Regions from separate parts of the Homo sapiens genome. Here region 2 is linked to region 1. A link is an interaction called in ENCODE POLR2A ChIA-PET data of the cell type or tissue named here. Cell type or tissue: Panc1. All regions are shown on one strand.

The links. Peaks named below come from ENCODE experiments on the same cell type or tissue, not always from the same donor. Only the 100,000 strongest peaks of a DNase experiment are listed, where the experiment ranks them.
Region 2: POLR2A ChIA-PET joins it to region 1 with 6 read pairs; 3 of 35 experiments call an interaction of 5 or more read pairs at or near these places.

Annotation. Positions count from the first base shown.
Region 1 is chr10:109,913,164-109,917,163 of GRCh38, forward strand. It overlaps XPNPEP1 (X-prolyl aminopeptidase 1), which reads right to left. Exons shown (of 21, transcript NM_020383.4): 2 at 1,848-1,936. Among named protein-coding and RNA genes, the nearest start is that of XPNPEP1, 8.3 kb to the right of the region's middle. RefSeq lists an enhancer at 73-728. In Panc1, no CTCF peak of the experiment used is centred here; a DNase peak (open chromatin) is centred at 1,971.
Region 2 is chr10:110,114,613-110,118,612 of GRCh38, forward strand. ADD3 (adducin 3) reads left to right here. Exons shown (of 15, transcript NM_016824.5): 4 at 1,647-1,798; 5 at 2,730-2,810; 6 at 3,975-4,000. Among named protein-coding and RNA genes, the nearest start is that of MXI1, 91 kb to the right of the region's middle. In Panc1, no CTCF peak of the experiment used is centred here; no DNase peak of the experiment used is centred here.

The DNA.
Region 1 (4,000 bases):
AGGTCTGCTTTTAGAAATAAGTTCCCACACCTTCAGCCTTTATCACAAACAAGATTTTTCACTGATTGTACATGAAAAGCACACCATACTTACCTCACTGGTGGCCAGGCAAATTAAACATGATAATGTGTGTGAAAGCACCATGCACAGCATCTATTACACTGCAGGAGCTCAAGAAATATTTGAATCTGGATCTGAAGCACCAGCTGGAATTCCCAAGTCTCGTTATAAGAATGGAAGGGGCCAGTTTACTCCAATTTCAGCATCTTAACACGGGCACAGATGCTCTTCCAGCATCAATAGCTTTAGAGGTAGTGGTTTGTTTCTCTGTTGCACAGCTGAGGGAACGCTAAGGGCTTTACATACATTAGTGGCTAATTCTCACAACAATCCTCCAAGGGAGGTTTCACTATTCTCATTTTACACATAAAGGAACAGGAGTTAAAAGGAGTTAAGTACTTGCCCAAAGTCAGCTGGTTCATCAGGAACCGGGACTCAAGGTCTATGCAATTCCCAAGTCCATGCTCTATTACACCATATTAGCTGGGGGACATAATAGAGCCTTAAAGTGTTCTAAGACCAACAGAAGCAAAACAAGTGAGCTCCAGTTTCCAGCTGGGATCTACAACCTCAGGCAACTGAAGCTACCTAACCTCTATTTCCTCATACATTACAAAAAGAAAAAGAAGTTATCTTCCAACTCTAAGTTTAATGATTCCATCACTTTTTTCCTTTCTTTACTTTCTCTTTTTCCTCCTTCCTCTGCTACCTCCTAATATGGTCCAAAATGTGTTGGATACATCTATATTTTTTAAAGAAAAAGGATCTAAAATTGCATGCAATTATAGCACTGATCTTCCAAACAGAGATTAGACGGGCATGGTTTCTTATGTACTTCAAGAGATCAATTTTTCAGTCAGCTAAAAAAAAAAAAAACACATGGTTCTCCTTAGTAGTCGTTAGAGCAGTACTGGCTTACTGGGATAGAAATACAGTAATACACCACTTTTCAGAATTCAGGTTTCTGGCAACCCATCAGACAATTAACCAGTTCTGGGGAGAAGGGACAGCCAAGAAATATTTCCCAAAAAGACTTTCCTAAATGCACACTCAATTTATAAAGGACAATAATATATTACAAGCTTTTCTCATTTTGCAATCTTATGATCAAAATTGAAAGCTAATTTCTAAGATAATGAAGGACTATATTAGAGAAATAGAGAACATTTTCCATAATAACCTATCTCCTTCTCCACCACCACCACTCTGACAAAAATGGAAAACGAAAAAAACAAACAACAAAAAAAAAGTTGTAATTCTCTAACTTACTACCTTAAAAAAAAATGGTAATGGCCAGGCGCAGTGGCTCATGCCTGTAATCCCAGCACTTTGGGAGGCCAAGGCGGGCAGATCACCTGAGGTCGGGAGTTCAAGACCAGCCTGGCCAACATGGAGAAACCCCATCTCTACTAAAAATACAAAATTAGCTGGGCGTGGTGTCGGGCGCCTGTAATCCCAGCTACTCCGGAGGCTGAGGCAGGAGAATCGCTTGAACCCGGGAGACGGAGGTTGCAGTGAGCCGAGATCACGCCATTGCACTCCAGGCTGGGTGACCAAGGGCGAGACTCCGTCTCAAAAAAAAAAAAAAAAAATGGTAAATATATAGAAACAGTAACCAACCACTTAGGAAGCCAAAAAATAAAATGGTTTTTAACTTCCAGATACTAACCCCCAGTCATGATCTGTTACTAATTCCTTACCCTCTTCTTCTCACCCAACCTGGGGTTGGGGTGGAGATCTAAAATCCTTTACAGATGTTCCATCTAATTTCCAGACAAAATTATTACCTGTTTCCACACCTGTGTCTCCTGAGTGTGTCACCTCGTTAGGTTCAATTATTCTTAAATTTCTCAGTTGAAAATCCTGGTGATTCACCCTTAAGGAGAGAAAGAACAGGAAGTTGCAGACTTTGACCACAATAAACGTGGCAAGGCTCAGTTAGAGGAGGCATCGCTTAACTTAGCAGTTCTCTAACATGAGTCAGAAGAACTTTCACCCCCATTATCAGTGGCAGAATAAATAAAAGTTTGATGTAAAACTTGCAGGTGTAAAACATCCCCATGGCAGGTTAACCTTCTCAGTTGCAGCTTCTAGTTCATAAATTCTCACACCTCCTATTTAACTAGACTAAGAAGACTTATTTTCAATGTTTTTTCCTTACACAAGTTCTATTTGGTTCTTTTTCACATCTGCCCGTTCTTTCTTTATGGTGTCCTATTCTTGCACTCTGGTTTCTATGCCTTCTCTTTGTGCCTTCATTACTGTAGGCCCTTATTTTATAATTTCTCCCATACTTTCAAATAGATCTTGGGAGACTAACCCTCATGTTTGCTAGGTCTGCTGCCTCTCCCTCTTGGTGGTTCATTCCTTCTGCGTTTTGTGATCTTTTATTAAGAGCTTATCTTCAATAGAGGCTATTTATCTATGAGAATGTGATGGGTCCTGGTTTGTACAAGCAGTTCTGTTATTGTTTGCTTCTAAGACTTTCACATTAATTTATTAGCTAGAAGATTTACACACAAACTTCTTGTTCCCATATGGGGATAGTCTAATGCCCTGGACACCAGGCATGAAGGTCTATATCTGCATCTGGTAACTTTCCCAGGCTCAGGTTACTAGCATACCACTCAGGCGTTAGGTTCCCTCTACATTTTTGGCACTTGAGGATTTCTCTTTCTTTCAAGTTCATTCAGTCAACAAATATTTATTGAAAAATCTTCCATAATCCAGGCCCTATTCTGGACACAACAGTGAACAAAACAGACAAGATCTCTGACTTTAACAAATTAAGATGGGGCAAGGCAGGGGGATGGGCAGAAGACAGGGAAGAGAAGGCAACAGACACAAAACAAGTACACAATACGTCAAGTAATAAGAACGTGTTTTGTGAAAAAAAGTAAAGCACAGCAAGGGGAAGAAAGCATCAAGGAGGTAAGGGGAAGGATTATTTCATATGGGGTAGCCAGGGACAGCCTCTATTATAACAGACAACATTTTAACACAGACCTAAAAAGAGTGAGGAAGCAAGCCATGTGAACGGCTAGGGGAACAATGTTCCAGGACAACAGCAAGTGCAAAGGCCATGAGGCAGGAGTATGTCTAGTTTACCTGAGGAAAAGCAAGAAGGTCAGCGCAGTGTGATTGTATCAGGGGATGGGGAGGTAAGTGGTTCAGAGACAACATCATTGAGGCACCAGGGGGCCTACTGTGGGGCCATAGAAAAGGTTTTGAATTTTACTCAGCTATGAACTCAATTAAGTTATAATTTAACCGCATTTTTACATGTTGGTAAAGACAGAGAGGGACACATTAGCTCAGTCTACCACACGGTAAGAACCAGATAACCAGGCAGCTTTACCAATGACTCTAGGCCTGCTTTCATATGGCTGTGACTTTAGTTTTACTGGACAGAATGGGATGTTCTTAACGAGAGTAAACATATTATTCTTTCATAAAAAAGTAAGACACCCCAATATGTCTTCTAAAATATAAATACAAATATCCTCAACAAAATACCAGCAAACGGAATCTAGAACAATATAAAAAGGATCATCATCGCCAAGTGGGTCTTATCCCAGGAATACAAGGTTGGCTCAATATATGAAAAATCAATTATTATAACAGGCCATATCAATAGAATAAAGAACAAAATCTACATGGTCTTCTCAACAAACGCAGAAAAAGCACGACAAAATCCAATGCCCCTTCAAGTTAAAAGTACTCAGCAAACTAGAAGAAAAATTCCTCAACCTGACAAAAGTTATTACAAAACCTACAGCTAACATCATTCTTAATGCTGAAAGACTGAATGCTTTCCCCTATAATCTAGGGAATGTCTACTCTTGGCAGAGTAGACAGGGATGTCTACTCTTGGCATTTCTATTCAACATTGTACCAGAAGTTCTATCTAGGGTAAGTAGGCAAGAAAATGAAACAAAAG
Region 2 (4,000 bases), 200 kb after region 1:
TTAAGGAGGTAGAGGTTACTGAAACCCAGAGTTTGAGCCTATAGGAATGGTAATATCAATATTAGAAGCAAAGTAAGGAGAAGAGAGAAGGTAAGAAAAACCAGGAGAGAGAAGATAAAATCACCTTTAGACCCTTTTAATTTTCATGTTATTGCGTTGTAGGCACTTGGAAATAGCAGGCTAGGCTGGGCACAGTGGCTCATGTCTGTAATCCTAGCACTTTGGGAGGCCAAGGCAGGAGGATCACTGGAGGCCAGGAGTTCAAGACCAGCCTGGGCAACATAGTAAGACCCCATCTCCACTAAACAAATTAAAAAATTAGCCAGGTGTGGCAGCATGCCCTGTAGTCCTAGCTACTCAGGAGGCTGAGGTGGAAGGATTGCCTGAGCCTAGGAGTTCGAGGCTGCAGTGAGCCATGATCACACCACTGCATTGCAGCCTGGGTGACAGAGTGATACCCCTGCCTCTAAAAAAAAAAAAAAAAAAAAAGGGTGGGGCCAGTTGCAGTGGCTCAGGCCTATAATCCCAGCACTCTGGGAGGCCAAGGCAGGTGGATCATCTGAGGTCAGGAGTTCAAGACCACCCTGACCAACAAGGAAAAAACCTGTCTCTACTAAAATACAAAATTAGCTGGGCCTGGTGGCACATGCCTGTAATCCCAGCTTCTCAGGAGGCTGAGGCGGGAGAATCGCTTTGAACCTGGGAGGTGGATGTTGCAGTGAGCCGAGATCGTACCATTGCACTCAAACCTGGGCAACAAGAGTGAAACTCCGTCTCAAAAAAAAACAAAACAAGCAGGCTGGAAAATGGGGAGGAGGACCTGATCAGAACTAAAGACCAGGGAGTGAGTCGTCTACACAAAAATAACAATAGGGAGGCTCAAGAGTCTATAATGTTTTTGTAGGGAAAAGTAAAATGAGAAAGAACATAGTGGAGGACTGAGCTTTGGGGAAGAGCCAAAGCTGGGCAAAGGGAACAGATGAACTTGTTAAAGGAGAAAAGCATGTAGACAAGGAATAAGAGATCTAGGATAGTATCACATGGGCCTCGAGAAGAGTTCTAGGAATGAGGCAGTGTAAATAGTGTAAAGCTGTAAAGAGGTCAAGGAGAATGAAGACTGAGCAAAAGTTGAACTTGGTAACAGCTGAACTTGGCAATTAGATCATTAGAGACCTTCAAGACCTTCAATAGGACAGAAATCATACTACTATTTGCATGCATTATTTTCCATCTCAAATGTTTTTTGTGTTTGAATAAAAGTCAAGAGAGATAATAGAAAAGTAGCTTTCTGTTGAGGTCTTTTCATCATAAAACTAGCAGTAACCTCAGTATTTAACACTTTTACCCTCGGAGATATGTGTAACCATTTTTCCCCAGTGGTGTGAGCCTTTGATATAGTCACTCCTTAGCAAGCACTACATGAAGCAACTTTTACTAAGCAATCAAAGATAGCTGATACTTATTTTTACTCTCAGTTTACCTCTCTGAAGGAGAATAAGCTAATAAAATATTATATGGGCTGATAAATTTCAGATTATTATATACAAGGCTGGGATACTCCCAGACGCAGGCTACTTCCTGGCAACTAATTTCCAGGTAAGGGATTGCATGACTCGTATCTCTCTCCACATTTTTTGCTCTTTTAGGTCTTGGCATGGTCACACCTATCAATGACCTTCCTGGTGCAGATACATCCTCATATGTGAAGGGAGAAAAACTTACTCGCTGTAAACTTGCCAGCCTGTACAGACTTGTAGACTTGTTTGGATGGGCACACCTGGCAAATACCTATATCTCAGTGAGTTCTTCAGCTTTCAATTCCTTTTTTAAAAAATTCCAGCTAGAAGGCAACTATACTCTTCTTACCTTTACCTGGAAGTCCAGTTTTCAGACTTATTCTCTAAACCTAGTATGCTAGATCACAACCAAATACTGATTTAAACCTTATACCCAAGGGAGAGGCTCCAATTCCCCCACCTTTCTTCTCCCCTTACTATCTATGTTGTTCCAAGTTCCTTTGGTTCAGACCAACTGTAGAATCTATCCAGGAAGAAATCCTTCTGGCAAAATTGTCCCTCTCCATGATAATTATGTCTGAGCATCAGTGGCTTTAAAAAGCATTTGAGGCAAGGAAGATAGAGGAGGTCAGGGAAGTTTCCTCCCTGGTCTTTATTTTTAAAATATATTCTTTCCATTCACCATCATATTTTTATTTTGCCACACTTGGAAAAAGATGCTATTTGGAAACAAAAGAGGATTAAAATATTGTACAATGGAAATGGTACAGATGCAGTCCATCAAGAATCTTTCTTCCTTTCCACCTTCCATCTTTATTTTAATTCCTTCCTAGGAAGAGATTTTGTTCTCTTTCCTTTGCCCATTTTGCCTTAACTTCCAAGTTATAAATTAAGGTTATAATTATTACCACATTGGCTTGAATAATATTAGCATTTATTTTTCATGAACATAGCTGACCCTAAATAACCTTAGAGCCCCAAAATAACACTTTTAGGTAAGTCCAGTAAATAAGAAACTAAAGTCAGAATTTTTTAGCAAGTACTTGAGGGAAACTTTAGGAAAGTTTCATGTTGTAGACCTTTAATTTTTGCTTTGTTGGTTTTTTTTTTCCTGATCTCTTACAATTATTCATTGTAAATATATTTGTAGTCATGTTTCCACTGCAAAATATGAACCACTTCATAGTAATTCCCTGTTGTTTTTTTTTCCAGGTAAGAATAAGTAAGGAGCAAGACCACATTATAATAATTCCCAGAGGCCTATCTTTTTCTGAAGCTACAGCCTCCAATTTGGTATAATTTTCCATTCCTGTGTTGCTTTTTCTGAGCTTTCTTTGGCTTTTCTGACAGTTCTTAGCTTTTAGCACAGGACAGAATAAGAAGGTATGGATGGAAAAACATTTACTAGTGAACAGTGAAGGGAATTTGAACTATGTTGTTTTAGGGAAAAGCTTTAGAGAATAGCGTAATTGAAGAGACTAATAAATGAGTTGGTCTTATCAGTTAACTTGTCTATGTTTTGAAGGGAATCGTGATTTTTTTTTTTTTACCACCCTATACACTCAGAAATTTGTGTAAAAAAATTGTGTAAAAAAAACACACACGGCCAGGTGCAGTGGCTCACGCCTGTAATCCAAGCACTTTGGGAGGCTGAGGCAAGTGGATCACGAGGTCAGGAGTTCAAGACCAGCCTGACCAACATGGTGAAACCCCATCTCTACTAAAGATAACAAAAAATTAGCTGGGCGTGGTGGCACACACCTGTAATCCCGGCTACTCGGGAGGCTGAGGCAGGAGAATCGCTTGAATCCATAAGGTAGAGGTTGCAGTGAGCCAAGATCGCACCATTGCACTCCAGCCTGGGCTACAGGGCGAGACTCTGTCTTCAATACACACACACACACACACACACACACACACACACACACACACACACACACACACAATGTTCATAGCTAGATTTAAACAAAGTTCAGCTGGTATGAGTATAGGATCTGACCTTAGTATTTTATCTTTTCCATGACTACTCCTAGCCACTGTCATCAGCTTACAGAGTGACAGGAGCTACCTTGGTTCTGGGTGCTTGCTGCAATGTTAGCAAATAGAAGTTTTCTAGCCAATTCTATACATGCCAGACTTGTTCAGACCTCCGATGAAGAGCTTAAGTTTCTCCTTTTCTTGGAAACTGTACTTCTTGCCAAGTACCAAGTTTTGTTGCACCTGTTTTATAAATAAAGTTTTATGGGAACAAAGCTATACCTGTTAACTTACAGATTGTTTATGGCTGCTTTTGTACTGCAGCTGCAGATTTGAGTAATTGCAGCAGAGGCCCACAAAGTCCAAAATATTTGCTATCTGACCTTTTACAAAAAGGTTTGCTACCCCCTGGTTTAGCTTGTGAAACACAAACTTTGATACGTATATACCAGTTAAATATGTCCTTCTGATTTTTTCCAGGTGAAAGTCAATATAATAGGAGAAGT